Regions from separate parts of the Mus musculus genome. Here regions 1, 3 and 4 are each linked to region 2. Evidence: chromatin loops called from intact Hi-C (ENCODE). Cell type or tissue: left cerebral cortex. All regions are shown on one strand. Links, peaks and the distances in the headings refer to the core of each region. The heading gives the core; the rest is flanking DNA.

Region 1 (5,808 bases), core at 809-5,808, 480 kb after region 2:
AACTCCACAAAGTTGTCCTCAGATTTCCATATGCACCTCCTTCCAACATATAGGAACAGTAAATAAAACTTAAATGGTTAATGCAAAAGACAATAATTTAGCTGAGTAGAATGATGAATGGGTATTCATAGGTAAAGAAGGGACAAAAACATTAATGTGTGACACATGAAGGAAAGATTATTTCCTTGCAAAGGAAAGATAAAAGATTGCAAATAGATGAATGACGAATGAATGAATGAATGAATGAATGAATGATCAAGAAACCAAGATCTTCTTAAGCCTCAAGTGCCCTTGTAGCATTAATGTAGAGAACTCAGACATTTTTCTATGGGTAATGTGTTTTTTTGCTAAAAGCAAAAGCATAGAATATGGTCAGTTTCTGTTTTCTATGCTGAACATTCTGATTGGAGAAAGGATAATTGCAAGCAATAAGATGACTGTAAATCTGTGAGCAGAAAGCCAGTTTGGAGCCTCTTGAAAGTACAAAGATGCAATTTCATGGAAGAGGAGCAAGCCTTGAAAAGTTGCATGCGAAAGTTTTAGGGACAAACAGCAAATATTTGCAGAAGTAACTTGGAGTGCTTTGCAAGAACAACCCAGGGTAAAGCTTGCCTAAATCGGAGCACAGCTCTCCCTTTGTGGGGTTTGACCATTCCTGGGCTGCACACAGCTGCCTGGGCACTCCTTTGACTCTAGCACTGCCATGAAGAGGTAAATACAAACTCAGGCAGGCATTGAGCTCAGAAATGTCTTTACTTGGGGAGTTTGTGCACAAGGAATTGTTGGCTTTTGCAATGGCCGCCATACTGAAACATAAATCACAAGGAATTTGTTTGAAATCTCGTCTTTAGGAGGTTGTGTGTTTTGACAAACCTTGCAGCAAATTTGGCCCAGCTTTTAGATTTGTAATGAAACCTGAAACCCAGCATGCTGGCCTGCCTTAGGGTCCCCAGACACATGTTCTCAGCAGCCTAGAAGTAATAGCTCCTCTAATCCCATCCTGGCAAGTGACATGACTGTGTTAGGCTGCACCGCTGGAAGTTTGGGGTGGATGTTTCTTGCAGGTGGGAGACAAGAGTGATCAAGACAGCAATTTGGGGACAATTTTACTCCTGAATGTAAACCACAGATCTAACAGCACCTATTATTCCTCTGTTGGCTAGTGACTCTAAAATACCCCAAGCCATGACTGGGGCAGAAAGTTAATTAATCTGCTTATTAAAAAGAAGAAATGTCTCATTTGCATGCATTTGCATCCAGGTCTTACATTCCATCTTGTTTTTCTGTGGTCCCTTCCCCCTTCCCCCTTAAAGCCGCTGACTTAGCTAGGTGTGAACTCCTGCACTGAATTTTCTGGGGCTTGGCTTTGTTTAAGTGTCCTGTATATGAGTAAGTGTGGGGCCAATTGGATCTTTCCTAGATTCCCTAATTCTTTGTGGCAACTCTGCCCCCCTCCCCAGGGCTATTTGGGGTTTCTTCTAGTTGTCATGCACCACAATTAAGATTTATAGACTTGGCCACTCTGGGAAGGAAGCAAAGACCTTGTCCCCATCAGAGTTGGGCTTGTTACTTGGGGGGGCAATAAATTCAATTATCTGCAATTTCTTACTCAACTGAATTTTCCATGGACATTTCTATGGGATGCTTTTTCCTTTGCGTTTCATATCTTCCTGAGCAGTCTGCTTTTTGGATCCTTTTCTTGTCTTAGAAATACCTCTTAGAAATAAAAGCCCATTGCCTCTTGGATGGATTTTTAGATGGTTCCACATTCAGGTCTGGGTGATACTGTTTTTACCTGAGACTGTACAGGTAATCTAAATGTAGGCCCCCTAAAACCATCGTCAAAAGCAGGACAACCCCCTTTTGGGAGGTTAGGAAGGGGGCTGGGAATAGGAGTAGTTTGGAAGTCAGGGGGGAGGGGAATGCTAAGATACAGCTCAGCTTCCTATCCGAAGTACAGCAGGTACAGCCAAAACTCTGTTGGGAGATGAGAGCCCGGAGGAATCTTCCAGAGGGAGTGAATCACCAACCCCAAATCAGAGGGACCAGAGTGCCAGTGTTGTTGTGTTTGGGAGTCATCCCATTTCTGATACATTACAACAGTGTGGCTGTCAGGGGCGAGAGGCTTAGGCAGTGGGTGAACCCACCTCTCTGCTAACAAGCTTAGCAATGGGGGGGGGGGGGGGACTAAAACTCAGCCTTAGACTTCTTGTCAGACTAGGAGGAGAATTATATTTTTGAACTAGTCTACAGTGTGGACAGGAAATGACCCCTTCACCAACTGCTTCTTTAAAAACAAGCAGTTGGAGCCTCTAGCTATCCAGCTCTCTCTCTCTCTCTCTCTCTCTCTCTCTCTCTCTCTCTCTCTCTCTCTCTCTCTCTCTCAACTCACTCTCCCCCTTCTCCCTCCCTCCTTCTTCCCTCCCTTCCTCCCTCCCAACCTCCAACCTCCGCTCTCTCCCTCTCAGAGCTCCAGTGCTCCCTCCCCTCCCGCGCTCCCTCCCTCCCTCTCCCTCCTCGTTCCCTCTCCTCTCTCGCTATAGAGGGCTCCCACAGCACTTCCCAGCCAGTGTGCTCAGCCTGCCTGCCTGCCTGCCTCTGTGTGTGTCTGTGTGTGTGTGAGCGTGTGTGCGTGCGTCTACTTTGTACTGTGAAGAACACAGCCCATGTGCTCTGCATGGACGTTCCTGATACTCTATTAAGCTTGATTTTCGACAAGCAGGCAAGATGTCCAGCACACCACATGACCCCTTCTATTCTTCTCCTTTCGGCCCATTTTATAGGAGACATACACCATACATGGTACAGCCAGAGTACCGAATCTATGAGATGAACAAGAGACTGCAGTCTCGTACAGAGGTAAGTTCTTCAACCTTGGCGTGTGTTTGTGGATTTTTTAAAAAAAAACTGTGCATGGGCTTTTCCTGGGGTTCTTAGCTGAATTCTGTGGGAAGTGTCCCACCAGCTACTATCACGTAGGTGGATATAAGCACAGCTGGGTGAACCCTCGAGTTTGAATGCTGGGTTTCCAGCGACAGTAACTCTTGGAGCTGGGGACAGTTTCTGCCGGAATCTTAGTATCTGGAAAGAGACAAGCCACTTGGTTCACATGCCGAGTCTCTAGAAATTCAGGTTTCCCAGAACTCTGATGTTTACAGGCTTAGAGATGGTCGTGTTTGTTGAGATATAGACTGCAAGAGATTTTGTGGATGTTTGCGTCTGTGTTGTGTGTGTAATATCATGTATACATATATTCATATATTTACAAGTTCCAGAGGAAGTCTGGTTTGACCTGAACTTACTTTTTCAAAGTGACTAAAATTGAGGTAAAAGGGACAAGAGAGCAGCCTTGTGTACTTTTCAGAACTCCCTGGAGGTGGGCTCAGGGAAGACACACACGTTTGCCTGTGTTAAATTCAGAGACAGGTTGACTGAGGAAGTGGGGTCCTCTTGTCTCTCTGGTGGTTGTGCCTCCCAAGGCTCTACCTTGGGACAGGAGTTAGCTCCCCATTCAAGCCAGAAGCAGTTGAGTGCATTTGGGATCTCCAGAGAGAGGGAGGCTGAGCCTCTCAGGCAGTGAGCCAGTCCAGGGACTTCTTCAGAACTTTCTAAATGCAAAACTCCAGACTCCTCTTTCACAATTTAAATATTTAATTTTTCTCTGGGCTGCCCGAGTGGCAAAGCACTCTGCTGCCGGGTGCTCATCTGCCTGTAAGGTGGGACTTGGTGTTGAAGTGTTTATTGTAGGTGTGTCTAAGTCTCTTGAAGAAATAGAAGTCTCTGGGAATTGAGTTTTCGCTGCATAGTACAAATGCTCATAGGAGTCATGCCACAGGGGTGTTGGGGGAATAGCGTTGGTAGGTAGTTAGATTGAAGATTGGCTTTTAACTCTGAGAAAGGATTTGATTAAGTTTGCATGATAAAATAAAACACACTTGCTTTGAATTGTCTGCTGAGCCATAGAGAATTCCTGATGTTTAATGTATTGAATAGGGCTAACAAGATGATGTGACCTGTTTTCTGATTGGCTAACTGCTGGACAAGATCTTGTGGGGTTTTGTTTTTGTTTTTGTGTGTTAGTGTGTGTGTTTTAAAGCCTGGCTCTCTTTATCACTGCTATTTTCTTTATATGTTAATGCACCATGGATGTTAAATATAATTGCTGGCACGTCGCCTCTTTCTAGAAGCCAGAAGCTCCTGTAGAGTGTAAACTCTGGTGTTTAGAGTGCTGAGTTCTTGGCAGTAAATAGGATTGTGTGTGTGTGTGTGTGTGTGTTTGTGTGTGTGCATATGCCTGTGGTGTGTGTTGCTTTATATGTGTGTTCTAGCTTGTATCTTCTATTACAATCTTTGTAAGAGTGTGTTGGAATGAATCTTCAGTCCCTGTCTAAGCTATCAGTGGCAGAGGCTGCTTTCAGAACTGGGAAGACTGGGAAGGTTTTAGAGTTGAGGCACCCAGTAATAGTAATAAAATGTTGAACAGAAAAAGGAACCGTCAGAAGGAATCAATAAAATGTTAAAAATTATACAATTAAAAAATCTCTTTGCTAAGTATAATTATTTCTCAATAATAATAATAATAATAATAATAATAATAATAATAATAATAATAGAGACCATAGACTGCAATAGATTAATTCTTGAACACAGGATTGAAAGACAACTTGTATCCTGCTTGCTTGGTAGAAAGTTGTTGAGGTTTTGTGGATGGTGTCTTCCCATCCTCCTGCTGGTTGAAGCAGGGTAGCTATTCTTGGGTTCTGGGTGCCTCTCAACCCTTCCACAACCCTGGGCAGCTAGCTTTGAGCTGGGAGACTTCCCATCCATCCTGGTCTCCATACAAATCCCTAAGATGGAATAGATTACCCACTGGTTCGTGTTTGAGATGTTTGGAAAGTGACCCATTAGGAGTATGCTTTTCCAAAATGACACATTAATCTTTCTTGAGAGCTAAACCCAAGAACTTCTAACTTTTAGAAGATTGCAGGCTAGCTCTGACTGCAGGATTTCACTCTGACCATAGCTGAAGAACCAGGAGAGGCAAGCTTGCTTTGACAAATCTTTGAGTTTTTAATTCGTCCTGACATCAAAGTACTGTGAGCTATTTTTCAGTGTGTTCTGGAACAACCTCCACACATGTACCCTCTTATTAAGTCTTTCAAAAGTAATTATATACATAATTATATCGACACCTTTGTCTCAACACAAGAAATATATTTTCATAACATGTGAAAAAAGGACAGTAATCATTAATTGCTCCTACTGTATGTATAGATTCACATTAAATATTTAAATTTGATAGTAATGTGTACTTAGAGGAGAAACAATAACTTTGCACAAAAAAGTTACAGGTAGCTTTACAAGTGGTGCCTTTAAAAAAATAATAATGCAACCTGAGTAGAAGCTGGTTACAGTCACCATATACTGCAAAACTGACATCTGTTCACATATAACATTGAATAGATTGTCGAGCCATCACCTTTACTACTTAGTCAATCCCTACAATCATAAGCATTCTCTCACAGTGTCTTTTTCTTCTCCCTCTTCTGTGCACCATATACTATTATTTTATCACCTCCTGATTCTCTCTCTCTCTCTCTCTCTCTCTCTCTCTCTCTGTCTGTCTGTCTGTCTGTCTTAACTTTGCATTCTCTTTGGAACACTTACTCAGCTAAGAAGAAATTAGAAGTAATTCTAAAGACCTCTCTCTTTAAAAAACAAAAGGTAATAAACTAGTGCAGAGCTATGACGTCCCTCACTGCCCTTGTATGATTGACCCCTAGGATATTCACACATGGTCATTTCTTT
Region 2 (5,970 bases), core at 490-5,489:
GTGTGTGTGTGTGTGTGTGTATGTCTGTCTCTGTGTATGTCCGTGTGTATGTGAGTGTATGTGTATATGTTTGTCTGCCTCGGTGTGTGCATGCTTGTCTGTGTGTATGTGTGTGAGTATGTGTATGTGTATGAGTGTGAGTGTGTGTGCGTGTTTGTTTGCCTCTACATGCATTCTATGATCCATAAATGAGAAACAACATAATATTTGTCATTCTGAGTTTGGCTTATTTTGCTCAATATGGTGGTCTCCAGTTGTATCCCCTTTCCAGCAGGTAACAAAATTTCATTTTTTAAATGACTGAATAAGGAATATTGTATTTCTCTATCCACTCATCTGTTGATGGATACCCAGGATGCTTCCATAACTTGGCTGCTGTGAATAGCGCTGCAGTAAATGTGGAGGCCCAGAGATCTCTGTGGTGTGTTCAAAGTCCTTTGGATGTATACCTAGGGCTGGTATAGGGATTTTCAAATTTTTCTTCCTTCTCTTGAGACTTTTGGAAGCTATGGTGTTATTTGAGCTAAGAATCAACTGCATCTAATTGGAAGCTCTTCTAGTTGTGGCAAAAAAAAAATGGCAACAGACACAATTAACTTTAGTCTAGAGTGCCATGTTTAAAATTTATAGAGACCCCAGGGCTCTCCTTAAGTGGTTTGGGGACAAAGTTTGAATGATTCATTTCTGCTTCTCTCCTGAAGAGGGTCCTGAGCTAAGAAGCACATTTTGAGGTACCTGAGAGATACAGGTCAGTAGGTAACAGCACAAACTGTGCTTGTAGAAGGCCAGAGTTGGATTCCCAGTTCCCATGCCAGGTGGTCTGTAATTCCATCTCAGGGGATCTGAAGCCTTCCTTGGCACTGCACTCACCTCCCCCTCCTCAGTACACATGCATAAATATTTTTAAAATAAAAGAACCAGACTATGGTTTGAACAATAGCAATTTGGCAATGCTGACTACCAAACCTAAATGAAACAAACCCCAGAACTCATGTTACAGAGAGAAACAGATAGAAATAGGACCTAATGCTGCAAACACTGAGGGAATCCCGATTTAGATGCATGGGTGTTCATCTTCTGTTGTCCCAGTATATCCACCTTGTATATTCATAGGGTGTTAGTGATAGGATCCCTGTGGATATTCATATCTGTAGATTGTGCAATGTTTGTCACCACCCACATCTTCCCATATATTTAAACTCACCTCTAAGTCACTTGTTACTCTTACTGTGTAACTACAGTGTAGTCGGTTTCTGCACTGTGTTGCTCAGGCAATAGTCACAATAAAAAAGAGTTCATTCATGTTCATTTCAGATCCAGTCATCCTCCCTGAGATTGTGATCCATACCAACTTGCATGTGTAGATGTAGGGTGTTGATCCTATGTATGCAGGAAGACACCAGTCATTTTTTAAATTAATTTATTTTTTACACTCCATATTTTTTTTTGTTTTGTTTTTTGTTTTTATTTATTTATTTATTTTTTTCCATTTTTTATTAGGTATTTAGCTCATTTACATTTCCAATGCTATACCAAAAGTCCCCCTTACCCACCCACCCCCACTCCCCTACCCACCCACTCCCCCCCTTTGGCCCTGGCGTCCCCCTGTACCGGGGCACACAAAGTCTGCGTGTCCAATGGGCCTCTCTTTCCAGTGATGGCCGACTAGGCCATCTTTTGATACATATGCAGCTAGAGTCAAGAGCTCAGGGGTACTGGTTAGTTCATAATGTTGTTCCACCTATAGGGTTGAAGATCCCTTTAGCTCCTTGGGTACACTCCATATTTTATCCCTCTCTCATTCACCCTCCAACTGTTCCACATCCCACACCTCCTCCCCACACCCTGTCTCCATGTGTATGCTCCCACCCCCACCCCACCTTACCTTTAAACTCCCTGGGACCTCCAGATTATTATTATTTTTTTGGGAGGGGGTTTCGAGACAGGGTTTCTCTGTGTAGCCCTGGCTGTCCTGGAACTCACTCTGGAGACCAGGCTGGCCTCGAACTCAGAAATCCGCCTGCCTCTGCCTCCCAAGTGCTGGGATTAAAGGCATGTGCCACCACTGCCCGGCAAGGGGCCTCCAGATTCTTGAGGGTTAAGTGCATCATCTCTGAATGAATACAGACCTGGAAGGCCTCTACTGTATGTGTGTTGGGGGCCTCATATCAGCTGTTGTATGCTGCCTGTTTGGTGGTCCAGTGTTTGAGAGATCTTGGGGGACCAAATTAATTGAGACTGCTGGTCCTCCTACAGGATCACCCTTCTCCTCAACTTCTTTCAGCCTTCCCTAATTCAATAATGGGGTCAGCTGCTTCTGTTCATTGGTTGGGTGCAAATATCTACATCTGACTCTTTCAGCTGCTTGTTGGGTCTTTCAGAGGGCAGTCATAATGGGTTCCTTTTTGTGAGCGCTCCATAGCCTCAGTAATAGTGTCAGGCTTTGGGACTTCCCCTTGAGCTGGATCCCACTTTGGGCCTGTCGCTGGACCTTCTTTTCCTCAGGCTCCTCTCCATGTCCATCCCTGTAATTCTTTCAGACAGGAACAATTATGGGTCAGAGGTGTGACTGTGGGATGGCAAACCCATCCCTCACTTTATGTCCTGTCTTCCTGCTGAAAGTGACACCAGTCATTTTTATCTTGTGTATTTATTTTGTTTGAAGACAGTCTCTACAAAGGACCCCTTGGAACACTAATATCTTCTTACTCTAGATACTGACTTTATTATGCCATTTGATGGCTGGTAAATTGAGACATTAATAAATAAAACTATGCAAATAAGTTTTACAATTTAGTCATTGCCTGACTATAGACAAGCAACTTCATGCCCATGAGCTCTAGTTTTCCTATTTGCAAAATAGGAACAATAATGTCTGCTCTGTGCTGTTATGAGGGTAGAAATCTAATCTAAATTGTCCCTTAACTCAAAGGCCAGCCCCTAAGAATAAGACTCTTGTCTGTGTTTACCAAATATAGTGTCCTCCTGACTCTTTGGCCAGGACTCAATTTCATGTTTCCTGGTCAGTTGTGAGTGTAGAAGGGAAAAGAGAGGATGTGCGTGTATTAGGAGTGTATGTGGCTGAAATTTGACTCTGTTAAAGCATGCTGTCTCCTAACAGCTCTTCTTTTGGGGTTTGGAGAAACAAAAGACTTCTTCTCTTGGTTAGGAAACCAAGATCTAGAAGCATGAAGTCTCTGGGAGCCATTTCTTCTATTCCTAAAATTGACTCTAATGTGCTCTGTGACCTATGGAACACACTTTTACCTGTCTGAATCTCTGCTTCCTATGACATAAGATAGGTCTGGGGACATTGCTTAGTGTTTAACTTCCTGGTGTGAGCTTTACCTACCTGGTGTGAGGTCTTAGTCTTGAATTTGATCAAATTACAAAAATAAAATAAGGTAAAATGAGGTGGCTAGTCCAGGTGGCATTAGCGACTCTTCAATCTTTGCAGTTTTAAAATTCTATCCAGATTTGGGAGTATAAAAACCTCGAAGTGTGTTTCTTTTCTGTAAAATGAAGGGGTGTGTGGTAGCAACGAAGAGGTCGATGATGGGACTGTTATTTTAAATTGGCCACTTGGGGTCGCTAGCGACTCGAGACTGGCTGATAAGGACAGCAGAATGCCTCAGGGAATGGATTCTGGGGGCGGTTGATGAAATTTTCTTTCTTGTCTCTCCCTTTGGTTCTAGAATTTGGCAGAAAACTTGATCGCATCATTAGTGTTGAACAGCTCTTAAGCACGTGGCAGAGGACTGTATAGAGCCTAGGCTGTGGCAAGGTAGCCATGCCCATCCCCAAAGAGAAGAGAAGAGAAGAGAAGAGAAGAGAAGAGAAGAGAAGAGAAGAGAAGAGAAGGGAACAGAAAGAAAATAAAAGGAAAGGAAAGGAAAGGAAAGGAAAGGAAAGGAAAGGAAAGGAAAGGAAAGGAAAGGAAAGGAAAGGAAAAACAGAAAAGAATTAGACAAATATCGGAGATGCAGCTGGTCCTGCCTTTTGATTACTCGGTGTGCCTTGACTTGAAAAACCGGTTCTGCAAGGTTAAACTGGGTGGCATAAAACCTGACTCCGAGGTAGTGTAGTTTGTCCCATAGAATTCGGAATCATCAAAGGCAGAGAGCATTGAATTCCCACGGAAGCCCGCTGAGTAGGGGGTTTTCCTGATGAGCTCTGCTGATGAGGAAAATGTAGCGGAGAAAGACGCAAAAGTCCCAGTGGAATCCAGTGAGGGATCACCTAGCAAGAAATAAACAAAAGAGGGCCAAGCGTCTTTGCACTTGGAGCTGACAAGCTCCGCATAATGTAACCCTGTCCAGAAGAGCAGTACCCTGCTCAGAGCATGAGAATAGCTTTCTGCAGTGCTGTGTAAACAGTCTTTTTCACTAGCCTTCCTGGCTGCTAAACTGGGAGAAGCTTAAGTGGAGGAGGAGGAGGAGGAGGAAAAGGAGGAGGAGTCATCGTCAGAAGGATCTTAATAGAGACAGATTTGGAACTCCCACTGTCCCCTTTCAGGTCTTGAATTACTGTTAATTTTGTTACACCCATCTCTCTTCTCCTAATACTTTTAGAGAATGACAATAAAGAGTCTGCAAAACGAGGGAAATCCACTTTGCCAGGCTGGTCAAAGAGACCCTATCTAGGGGCTGCTTCAGATGGAGGTCTTCTGCAACAGAAGTGAAATATCTATGCCCCAGGTGCCCTTCAGGGGTCATCTGCAGTACCCCTTTGCAGTTTGCTGTTGGGGAGCAGCTTACAGAAAAGGAAAGTGTTTGTGCCATTGTTTGGGGGCTTTCCTTGTTTGCCCCCTCCAAACCTCCAAGTCCAGTCCCTGGTAAACTGTTGGGGACTCTGGAGACTTCAGCGTCTTTTCAGTTTCTTCCTAAACTGTACATTCACACCCATACTGTTTATGTGCACGATCCCCTCTGGTATGTGTCCAGCACAGTTACAGAAACGTACTACGTCTGGGTGCACTCAGGACTTTCAAGGGGTTAACCTCTTTTTTTATATTGCTATCTTCTGTGAAATGGAATAATGCTGGTATTTCCCTAAGGGTGTGATGGGTAGGTTGTAGCAATGTTGAAGTGTAAGGTGATCCAGACTTAGTGACACTATGATAGGTACTATTCCTTGAACTTTGCAGTCCATGATGGTAGCATGTATAACGACAGAACATTCAAAATATAGCTACTGGTGCACTGAGAACAGACTGCCCCGAAAACACTATGGGACATCTCCAGCAATTTTTACACAGATCCTAAGTTTATGTTGTAATTGGTTGCAAATATGTGCTTGAATAAAGTGCCTTTTAAAAGTTAATCTTATGCTACTTTTTGAAAATATGGCTACTAGGCAATTATTATACAAATAATCATGATAGAATATTTTTTTTTACAAATGGCTTATATTTGTATCTCACACTTTATTTCTGCTTGATTTTGCTACCCTAGTCCCTCTAGGACTCATCTGTCTACTAAAATACTACCATTCAACACTACCAAGCTCATTTTGCAGAGCCAACATTACTTGGTAACAAAACAAGAAAGAAAGAAAGAGGAAAGAAAAAGAAAGAAAGAAAGAAAGAAAGAAAGAAAGAAAGAAAGAAAGAAAGGAAGAAAGAAAGAGAGAGAGAGAGAGAGAGAGAGAGAGAAAAAATGAAAACTGTAGATTATTTTCCCTGGTAAATATTTTTAAAATCTCAATAAAATACTTGCAAATTGAATTCAAGAACACATTAAGAACATCCTACACTGTGACCAAGTTGGTTTCAGTCCAAGGTTGGTTGAACATATACAAATTGATAACTGCAATCCAACCCGTAAGTACAAAAGGATAGCAGCCACATGACAATCTCAATCCATAGGGTAAAGGCATTCAAGAAAGTTCAACATCTTTCCATGATAAAAGCTGTGAAGAAGCTGGGGATAGAACCTACCTCGATATAAACAGGCTACATATGAAAGACAC
Region 3 (5,970 bases), core at 540-5,539, 83 kb after region 2:
TCAGATCTTATCAGCTACTTTCTTCTTTTTAAGACTGTTGTGCAACTTCTGCAGAAGGCTATATTACCTTCATTCCTGACATTCTTATGAGTTAATTCCATGAGCTTTTGGGTGTCTAAACTGGAGACTTGAACCATCATTGCCCTCATATGTAATAAACTAATATTCCCCGCTATTCCAGGTTTTTAAGTCTGAACTTAAAATCCAACTAGGGATAATGAGATCTGGGACCTAAGGGATGCTGAGGAACTGGAGGGAGCAGCCTGAAGTCTGGGATGACGTACTTTCTATGAAGAGATTCTTTACCCATATGTATCTAGAGAGAGGGATGGGGGTGGCCCCCAAACTCCAGCTGCTTTTGCTCCTTTTTGAGTCATAGAGAGCTGGAGTTTTTCTTGGGTTCTTCTCTCTAGAGACCCCAAGCTATGATACTTTCAGACACTCCCCCACAGTGTCTATAACTTCAATGATGCATTAGTGGAGATATTCTAACACATTTTTGAACCTATCTTTGGGTTGTCTCCCATTTTCCATTTCTTCTGTAGATCCAGTTGCCTTGATGTTGTATGTTTCTACTGGGAGTATGTGCTTACTAAGAGTCAGTTATAGAGCTGGAGAAGGTTCATCTGTTAAGAGCATTTGCTGCTCTTTCAGAGGATAGCAGTTCAGTTCATAGCAGCCACACTGGATGGCTCATAACTGCCCTTAACTCTAGCTCCAGGGGATATGATAGCTTCTTCAGCCTCTGTGGGTATCAGCTACAGGTGGGACACACACACACACACACACACACACACACACACACACTCATAAAGTGGCAGGGAACTGGAGAGAGAGAGAGAGAGAGAACTTGAACTTTTGTCAAATCACTGGTGTCTCTGAAAAATCTGCAAAAGTTGATGAAGCTTGATTAGGAAAAAGCCAGGTATTGGAAGGCAAAAATTATTGACTGAAAAATCTGTCATTTAAAAATTGCCATATATCATTAAAAGCCATATATCAATAGGGTAATTATGATTAGAGAATAACTCTCCACTATAAGAGACATTTTCTAGAAAACCATGGTGCAACATCATAGTAAGATTTGTCAGAATCAACAACATTCAAGCTCACTTCTATATATGCTGCATATAACCATGCATGTGGAATTCCAAGTTTTGATTTTTATAATGTCTAAAGAAAGAGTGCCCAAAATTAAAGATATATATATATATATATATATATATATATATATATATATATATTACAAGATAAGTAAGTACATTTCACAAAACCCAGAGCACATAGATTCTGCACTGTGCTATAGATTGATAACCCCCGTATGAACCAGCCATTCTCTAAAGATCAATTTGGAGGAAACAGATATCTGTGAGACTTGTGCTTGCTTTATCAGTGTTTTTCAAATTGTAGATCTTGGCTCTTGGTGAGCCATGGAACAAATTTCTTGAGTTGGAAAAAGGAAGTTTAAAAATGAAATGAAAAGAACAAAACAAAATAGAAAGTATTAGTGTGTATAGCATGTTTCTAGGATATCTTGTGAAAATCATGCATATGTGTGTGAACATGTCTGGTTATGTGATATGAAATTTCTAGCAGAGGTATAAACTTTTCTTTGCCTTGATTTCTAGGGGTGTGTGTGCAAATCTTTAAGGAATTTTCATCTAAAATAATACTTTCTCAGGTTTGGATTATGAATAATGTAAGATGCTTATTTAAATAAATGCCAGGTTTTTATAACAGAATGCAACTTCCTTGTTCCAAGTTATGGATCGAGAGGCTATAATATACCTTAAAAATAAGTTGTGAATTTTATTCTAGAAAAAAAGTAAGAGAAAGATATGAAAGTTCCTTGCACTTATTAGCAATCATTAACAATAACGGGCCCTTTCTTTCTTATGTCACATGTTGTGGGGAATAAAATTTTCAGTTCTAGTTTTATTATGTCTTAGGGAAGGGGTACCACTGCCTCTGCTTGACAACACTGGACAAAATCTGAACTGCAGGAAAGCAATTAACAGCATGGTTTAGTAACTGATTCCAAAGGAGAGTTTCTGGTAATTTACAGAAATATGGTATAAGACAATTCACTTTTTAAAAAAATCTGTTTTTCCTTTTATTAGCTATTTTCTTTATTTACATTTCACATGTTTTCTCCTTTCCAGGTCTCCCCTCCAGAACCTCCTATCCCACTCCCACTCCCCCTGCCTCTATGAGGGTGCTCTTTCATCCATCCACTCACTCCTACTTTCCAGCCCTAACATCCCCCTACACTGGGGCATCGAACCCCCTCAGGCCCAAGGCCTGTTCCTCTCACTGATCTTCAACAAGGCCATCCTCTGCCACATATGCGGCCAGAGCCATGGGTCCCTCTGTGTGTATTCTTTGGTTGGTGGTCCAGTCCCCTGGAGCTCTGGGGGGGTCTGGTCAGTTGACACTGTTGCTCTCACAGTGGGACTGCAAACCCCCTCAGTTCCTTCTGTCCCTTCTCTATTCTATTACTGCAGCACATACCTGACAAATGGGAAAAATTATTCATACCATGGCAGAAAGAAATGAATAAAATAATAAGGGGGCAGCGGATACAATGTCAAGTCTAGAGCCTATGTCTTATTTCAGAAGTCAAGCTGCTCTGGGAAGTATTTTATTTGATTGAACCAGTACCCACCTGTGTTATGATTCAGGAAAACTGTCCCAATACTTTGAGAAATGTACTGCTTTTCTGAAGCAGTTCTTAATGATTAGCTCTATGGAATAAATGAATATTGATATATTTTTAAAGAAAAACTGCTAATGCTTATTTGTATTCTTCTTCATCATTCCCTACTTTAAGTAATGACTCCAAATGGTCAGCAATGGTCACTTGGATTGTGTTCATGTTCCTGTGAGCCTCCAGGCTTCTGTGCTTATTCACCTTATATCTCTCATGCCAGAGAAGTATGTTAGTTTCTACATTCAGATCTCATTGGTAGGACAGTTGCATCTTCCATAGCAGAATAAAGTATGTAAGAAGACCCAGGACCTGCACTTCCTCATCCCCAGGCTGGTGTCTTTTCCCTTCTGAAAAAAGGGGGCTGGATACTCCCTTAGTTATATTGAGTTAAAAGGCAGTTGAAGCCTGGAGCACAGGATTAAGTTCATGGTAAATGTTCAGAAACTGTTTTTTTTTTCTTTTCCAAACCAAGATCCATTAAATTTGTCATGAATATAATTGATATGATCTTTTTAAACTTTCAAAATATTTTTCTAGCATATGTTTCAGATTGCCTAGCACGGGCTAAAAATCCACTGTCAATGTTCCCAGAATTTTTAGGAATTTTCTCAGGATAGTGTCAGTTAAAAATACTAACATTAGCTTATATTTTTTCATGCATCTTACATCAAAATAAATGTGACATAATTTCCCCAGTATCAAGCATATTCAGGATTGCTCGGTGAGGTTAATTTACTCACTCAAGGTCACCCAGCCTCTAATGAGGAAAGAGGACTGACCCCCACTCTTGCAGCACCCAGCCTGGTGCTTTATGACGTCTGTTCTTATGTGCACAGTTTTCATGGACCCCTGTGTGATCCAACATCACACCACCTGGCAAAGCAGCTGTCCTTAAGAACTGGGAAACGGGTCCAGCTTGGAGGAATCTCATTATCACTTTTTGAAGCACTACCCTGACTGCATTTTAAGTTGTATAATTTTGCTGGATGTGGATCTGAGGTTGAGCCTGGCTATTGGCAAGAACTGGTTTTCATTTGGTTGGAATTTTCCTTCCAACCTGATTCAACCCCTATAAAAAGACTAAGAAGAACATAGCCTTGAAATTAAAAGGTATATGGGGACTCTCCTGATATTTGACTTGTAAAAATAATGGCCGTGTTTCAGGTAAGTATATTACATAATTTTTCAAGATCCAAGTATCTGTACCTTGTGACCCTCCTGAGTCATCTCCATGAAGCCTTTTAGCCCTTTGTAGCCACAGCTGAAATGAATTACTAGGCTTCTCATAGTGTCCATATATATCATATCTCTCAGTGTGTATGTATTTATATAAATATCACCTTTTATGGTACAGCTCTGACAATGTGAAATATCGACTCTGATTTGTAATGTGAATAGGTTACAGTGATATTTGTCTGTAAATTGTTCCGCAGTTGACAGGCTGCTGATGCCCCCTCGCCCACCCCTTACCATCCCACAAATAGTTATTCACAAAGCAGCTACAAACCTTTAAATGTTTTATAAATGGTTGTTACTGACAGGTACTTTCACACATGCTATCTTTCCAATTGAACATCATGGCTTTGCCTTCATCGAAACAATCCATTTATTACAGTAAAACAAAACTTGCTTTGAAATATCATATAGAGAGATGTATAATTTTTTAATACAAAAGCTTCACGTAGAGTTGGGCTATTTTATTGTCTGTAACCATACAGTCTTAGCATTATCAATGCTATGAACTAGGAGAGCAAATTGAATACATGATATTTGGAGCAGTGAACCATTTCTTCAAGATGAGAATTTTGAAAACATTGTCCAAGTTTCTAACTAATTTGAACAAAATCACACATACATATACACATATAGAGACAGAGAGACAGAGACATAGGGGGAGAGAGACACACACACACACACAGAGAGAGAGAGAGAGAGAGAGAGAGAGAGAGACTGGAGGGGAGATAAACACCTTGGTAGCTTAGTCAACCAATGTGAAATTTATGCATCTCATAATGCTTAGTATGTTTGTTTTAATGAGTATTTTTAAGTCCCACCTTTGGTGACAGCCCAATCATTTCACATATTGTCTGTCATCCTAGAGTTAAAAGCCTTAATGTCAGTCATTCCCCCCTCCCCATCTCTTTTTGTTGACCTCAGCTTTTCATTCTTAAACTATTCAGAGTTCAATTCTCAAGCAACTTGCTGGCATTTTCCGGGATGGTTTTGGGAGAACAAGAAACAGATTCAATGGGCTATTAAATTCACGTGTGTGTGTGTGTGTGTGTGTGTGTGTGTGTGTGTGTGTGTGTACATGTGCACTGTAAGTGGTGCCGAGGATAGAACCTAGGGCCCTTCATCATATGAAATAACTTTTTCACCACTAATCTCCATCCACAACCCCCCCCCCCCCTTTACCGTTTATTTTGAGACAAGGTCTTAATGAGTTTTCCAGGCTGACCTTGAATTCACTCTGTAAACTGGGCAGTCCTGGTCATCTCTGACCTGACATCCTCTGTACCCCCCCCCCCCCCGCCTGTGTAGCTGGCATTATGGGCTTGTGTCATCTGGCCCTGCTATGCTAAGCTCCTTTAGGAAAATACATATGTTGCCTGTCTTTGTTTTGGTTTTACTGTTGAAAATGGACATAGAATTTTTGTTTTAAACTCTAGTGTGGAGATTTGAACGATGGTGAGATGATTTTCCCCTGTTTTTATTTAAGCATTTGTGTAAGTTTACAGGGAACATAGTCAGCAGCCTTCCCCCTCCTTGCCCTCCCTCATTCCCGCTGGTCTCCTTACTCCCTGGACAGTTTTAGTTATACTCTCTTGTCATATGTACATGCCCTCTGTGCTTAGAAAATCTAGGAATACAGATGAGAGAAAACATAGTTGTCATTTGAGACTGGCTTAATTCACTTAATATAATCAACACCAGTTGTACTCCTCCTCTGGCAGACAGCATGGCTTCGTTGTTTTTTATGTCTGAATTAAAGTCCATTATGCACACTTTATCCATTCCTCTGTTGTTGGACTAAGAAAAACAAAACTGTACTTGCTTAAGGACAGTGATTTTTATAAGAAGAACCACAAGCAAATGGAGAAATAAGGTGTTGTATGTTTGAAGGCTAGGAATGCAGTGGTTTTCTTTGCTTTAGCTTTTATTTTATTGTGTAAATGTAATAATGTCTTCCTTTGAGGTAAATTAGGAAATATGATATATTTTTTCTATTTAAGTCAATAGGTGTTTTGGAAAATATTATT
Region 4 (5,000 bases), core at 1-5,000, 560 kb after region 2:
CACAGAGCAAGCCTGTCGTTTATGGTGATGTATTTGGAGGTGGTTTTAACACGCAAGGGCAGATAGTCAGAATGCCTTAATTGCTACACATAGCTCATGTAAGAAGATACCCAGAGGGAAAGTAGAAACTCCAGATGCAAACCACTTCAGCTGAATCCTTAGGCTAGTTGCTTAATCTCTTTGTGGTTCCTTGACTACAAGGTAAAGGGGATGATAATAACCATTACCAGCTAGTGTGGGTACTTCTAGGGTTTTAAACAGCCAGTATCAGTGCAGGCATAAGAAGAGGACTTAGAGGGGGATTTTGTGTACAGTCGGAGCTCGGGGGTGCAATTCATATGTATATATGTTTTCTGTCGTAAATTATAACTTCAAGGACTAGGACTGGGAGCAGAGCTTCATCTTTCATTTTCTGGTCTCCTCCAATCTGCCTTGCAAAAAGGTAACTTGAATTGGAATGTTGCCATGGGTCCTAAAAGACATAAAGAATTGCAAACAAGGACAGAGAGACGTGACATTTGCTGGAATGGCATTCAGTAGCAAGTCCACTCTCCTTTAACACCGTGATTAGTGATACAGGCAGGAGGTTGAGAAGCACATTAATCATTTTTTGTGGCTTTAAATCATATAAAAGACAGGGGACAACAAGGATTACACCTCTCTATTAGGAGAGGGTAGGGAAGAGAACCAAGAAGGAAATGAGATAGTGAGATTGAACGCAGTCAAGTTTAAGATTTAGATCGGAGCAGCGAGCATGCCAACCCTCCCTCACTATAAACAATTGTTTTAAGCTTTTCATCTGGACCAATATTTACTGAGAGATTGTTACATGCCCCAAAATGGGAAATCACTAGACAAATATGCTTGTTTCTCCTTAAGTGGAACACACAGTCTTGTTGGCAATACTCACTGAAAACAATAAAACTCATATAGGCTCTGGGTACAAGAATTGACACAATTACAAGGTATAGATTTTATACAACTGAAGTACTTTGGCCTTTTAAAAAAATATACTAGGCATAGTGTGTAACAATAATGGTGTGAACAATGAAAAGTTCGAGGTAGAAAAAGAATGTTGAGACTCCATATGAATAAGAAAATTCCACCAAGTCTACATATATTTGATATATATTTAAAGATTTGTTTTCTCTTTAGTGGATGTGAGGGTGAGAATGCATATATGTGTGTGTGTGTGTGTGTGTGTGTGTGTGTGTGATCAAGGCATCAGACCCATCAAGATGAAGTTATAGGTGATTGGTTTCACCTAACAGGGGCATTGGGAGCCAAGCTGTTGTCCTGTTGAAGAGCAGTAAGTGCTTGTAATGTCTGACCCTTTTCTCTGGCTCCATATTTTATCCAAATGAAACCCATGTTTGGTTGTGCTGTTGTGCTCTGAAAGTCAAAAGTGGAACCTCGTAGTGAGTGAGAGCTATCATGCTATGACTGAAGAAAGGTGACCAGTGGTAAAGGCATCTTTGACCTTGGGGGAAAAATGAGCTTATAATTGAAGTATATGTGTGTGTGCAATATGTTAACACGTAAAATGTATTAATATTATTGTTATAGATACATGGTATAGACATTTGCACAACCATTGGAAGTGATAAGATTTTAATAGCATTAGCAATTAGAAATCGCTTTTATTAGAAATTTACTTTATTCTTTAATTTTTACTCAAGGTAGATAATACACAACAACTGCTACCTGCTCATGGTTCTTCTAAGATTTTTTACCCAGGTGTGACAATAATCATGTATCAAATAATAATGCCAATCGATAATCACAGTATTGTCATGATATAAGTGGAAAGTTAAAGGCCTAGGAGCTAGGTAACTGGGATGCGATGTTTAAGGCTTCTGAAATGGGTTCATTCCCACTCTGGGGATCCTGGTTTAATTCTTCAAGAATGAGTTACACAGGCAAGAAGACAACAATGGGGAAAGGCAGAGACTTCCTATTGTATAAAGCGCAGTCATAAGAGAATCTTACAAAACATATCATTGAAAAAAATGGCTAGTCCATTGGAAAAATCATTGGGTTGCTTTAAAGGCCAGATAACCTTAGAAATGCTTTGAATGTATTCTATATGGCTTCAGTAAAACCTCATAGGGCTCCATTGACGTTTCTGGAATTGTCTGAGGCAGAGTAAGAAGTCAACAAATCTCTGTGTCCTGCCCCTCTCCTCATTTCTCCATCCCATGTGAATGTCACTTGTCACAGAGGCAGTGCTGAAGAACGATTGCATTCTCAAGTGAAGGACTAAGCAGCACCGTAGTACATCTCTTAGCTAGAATATCCTCTTCTAAACTCAGGAGGATTTCACGCAGCCATTGTGATAATAAACCTAATGACTACAGGAAAAATACTGTTGCGTTCTGCAAAACTGCAAGTGCTTATTAAAGTTCATGCTCTCCTGCTCTGTGAATATTGTCAGGGTTGGTATGAATGGAGGCTGAATAGCATATTTAAATATATAGGTGATATGGCTCCAAATTATCTTCCACTAATTGACTGCCACTTCTTCAAATTAATTTGATTTTGCTTTTAGATAAATCCTTGGATTTTTATCCTAGCATTAGAGTCTGCCAGTCTGTGCAATGGGTGGCAATTGTGCTCACTGGTCAGGACCTGGAGAGTGCCCATCTTTCCATCTGATGTTGGTCATACCACCTGGACTCTGGGTAGTAGCACTCCATCATATCTTTAAAATTTTTTTTTACTGCTTTTGTTTTGTGTTTAGCATTGCTTATAGAGAACACTAAGGAAGTAATGGCAGCAGCACTGCCTCAGATTGGGCTTCTGCACAGCTGAGAAGAATGCAATGCAAGCAAGGCACTGTGCTGTTGGAGGACTCCAGGGGCTGCAAGGAGAGAAGGCAGGGAGGCTGATGACTCAGGCTGGAGGGAAGTGGGAGGGAAGGTAGGAGCTGCAGAAGTGACTCCCCTGTCTTATTTGAATGCAAACCTGGCAGGGAAACCATTTCTTCCTTCGAAGTTGATTCTTGCTGGTTAAGATTCAAAGTGAATAGAGAAAGATTTCTACTATCTGAGTCTTGGTGTCTAGGTTGAGAACCAATGTAGGTCACAAGACATAACAATATGGACAATGTAGAACAATAAAAGAGCAAGAAGAATAGCCTATAGGTTTCCATCTTCCACAGTGGCTTCATGGACTCTCCCACCCACCTGGCATGGTCTATAGAGCAGGTAATATTTCCAAAGGAAAATCAAAGTGTTATTGGGAAGATAGAATTCATGTGAGTATTCAGTAGAATAGAATAGCCCAAGTTTCATCCCCCAAAAATGAATCCAGAAATCCATTGTGAATAGAAAGAAATTGAATTTTTCTTGGTCTCTAAGTTGTTGGTAACAAGGTATATCATTATTCTCTCTGCTTTCCACTCTCTCAATTACTCAACTTGAAAACCTCATGTTTTCACATGTGTGCAAGTATGTATGTATTTAGCGTGTGTGTGTGTGTGTGTGTGTGTGTGTGTGTCCTTTACAGGATATTTGTCAGGTTCAGAATACAAATTGTGGAGTCTGTTGTCTCCTGCCGTGTGGGATCCAGGTATTAAACTCAAGTCATCAGGCTTGGCAATAAGTGCCTATACCATCTCAATGGCTCTGCTACTTTAAGTTCTAAGCTTCTCTAGAATGTTGGAGAGCTTATAGACAACAGCACACACAATTGTCCTTTGGAAAGGTTCTGGATAAATATAGAGTAGTCTGTGCATGATGGGTTCGGAGAAGTCTTTTGTAGGTAGAGTACCTCTGTGCAGGTACTTCACACTTGCGAGGCCCCACTTCCTTTTGAATTTGGATGCTAGAGTAAGTCGGAAGGAAGCTTCCTCTTACCACTATTTATCTTGATGGAAACCATCAGCATCCTGAGAGTTGGATCATTCTATATTTACTGAGTGTTCTCTGTGCACTGGTCTCTCATCTAAAGTTGTTTCTAACTCTAACTGATTGAATCCTTACAGTAGCCCTACACCTTAATTACTACCATTGGAGTGCACCTTGAACCCTGGAGGCAGAATTTTTTTCCTTAAGAAGAGCCATGGATGATATTTAAACACTCTTTTTCTTCTTTTTCTTTCTTTCTTTCTTTCTTTCTTTCTTTCTTTTTTTTTTTTTTTTTTTACTCCTTTGCTTTCTTGCAAAATTATTAAGATTAATGAAGAAATGTTGGCACAATATTTGAAAGAAAGCTTCTGGTAAATACAATTATAGTACAACATTTTCATAATAATGGGATATACTATTTTTATCCTCTTGTTCTCTTTAATTACTCTTCCAAGCCTAGCTTGTATAAACTTATTTTCCTGAGCTAGTCTTCAGAACATTTGTTCCTTCTTTAATTGAAATGGCAATCTATTTATCCAGCATTTGTACTTACTTTTATCTAATTATCTATCACACTCATTGATTCCAAAGTCGAATGTAAACTCTTGCCTTCCCTGTGAAGGTTAGTGAATTAGGTCTGCAAGGGATTCAATGCTTGAACTGGAGAGATAGCTCAGTTGGTGCCTGCTATACAAGCGTGAGGCTCTGATTTCGAACCCCAGCACCAATACAAAGGTTAGATCTGGCAGCATATGCTTGTAGGCTCAGTACTAGGGAGGTAGAAGCAATAGGATCTGTTGAGCTTCCTAGCCAGTAAGCCTACTTAAATCAGTGAGTACCCAGTCCTAGTAATAGATTACATTTAAAAACAAAAATGAAGCTGGTCAGCTAACTCCTGAAAACCACACAAGATGCACTTCCAGCCTCCATACACAGGTACACACACGAGTACTTCCAGCCTCCATACACAGGTACACACACGAGACATCACCACCTCCAAAGTGATTAAACACTATATCAAAGAAGAGAGGAGAACCCTGAGAAGGGAGAAGCTTTGATGGGATTTAGGGGAACAAACCAAGCAATCCTGTGATAAAATGTTAGCGACTTCCATGGCAGAGATAATGCAGTCTTCTCTATGTTAAGAGAGAA

What was found. Hi-C counts contacts between places; a loop is a spot of excess contacts. Peaks named below come from ENCODE experiments on the same cell type or tissue, not always from the same donor. Only the 100,000 strongest peaks of a DNase experiment are listed, where the experiment ranks them.
Region 1: a loop joins it to region 2, with 2.2 times the contacts of the local background. A loop is called at or near these places in 3 of 42 quality-filtered maps.
Region 3: a loop joins it to region 2, with 2.6 times the contacts of the local background. A loop is called at or near these places in 2 of 42 quality-filtered maps.
Region 4: it touches region 2 in a loop (2.3-fold over the local background); 2 of 42 quality-filtered maps call a loop at or near these places.

What each region holds. Positions count from the first base shown.
Region 1 is chr5:44,796,413-44,802,220 of GRCm38, reverse strand. Ldb2 (LIM domain binding 2) reads left to right here and starts at 2,475. Exons shown (of 8, transcript NM_010698.4): 1 at 2,475-2,859. The coding sequence starts at 2,728. In left cerebral cortex, for the core only: a CTCF peak has its summit at 4,724; DNase peaks (open chromatin) are centred at 2,985, 3,471, 3,780, 4,098 and 2 more places; H3K4me3 peaks cover 2,988 bases; H3K27ac peaks cover 1,557 bases.
Region 2 is chr5:45,276,452-45,282,421 of GRCm38, reverse strand. The region is part of intron 4 of D5Ertd615e (DNA segment, Chr 5, ERATO Doi 615, expressed); the gene reads left to right. Among named protein-coding and RNA genes, the nearest start is that of Gm46912, 120 kb to the right of the region's middle. In left cerebral cortex, for the core only: a CTCF peak has its summit at 3,580 (motif pointing right); DNase peaks (open chromatin) are centred at 3,611 and 4,267; H3K4me3 peaks cover 736 bases; H3K27ac peaks cover 528 bases.
Region 3 is chr5:45,193,998-45,199,967 of GRCm38, reverse strand. The region is part of intron 4 of D5Ertd615e (DNA segment, Chr 5, ERATO Doi 615, expressed); the gene reads left to right. Among named protein-coding and RNA genes, the nearest start is that of Gm46912, 34 kb to the right of the region's middle. In left cerebral cortex, for the core only: no CTCF peak of the experiment used is centred there; a DNase peak (open chromatin) is centred at 3,613; H3K27ac peaks cover 1,080 bases.
Region 4 is chr5:44,717,964-44,722,963 of GRCm38, reverse strand. All of the region lies in intron 1 of Ldb2 (LIM domain binding 2), which reads left to right. Among named protein-coding and RNA genes, the nearest start is that of Ldb2, 79 kb to the left of the region's middle. In left cerebral cortex, for the core only: no CTCF peak of the experiment used is centred there; a DNase peak (open chromatin) is centred at 2,919.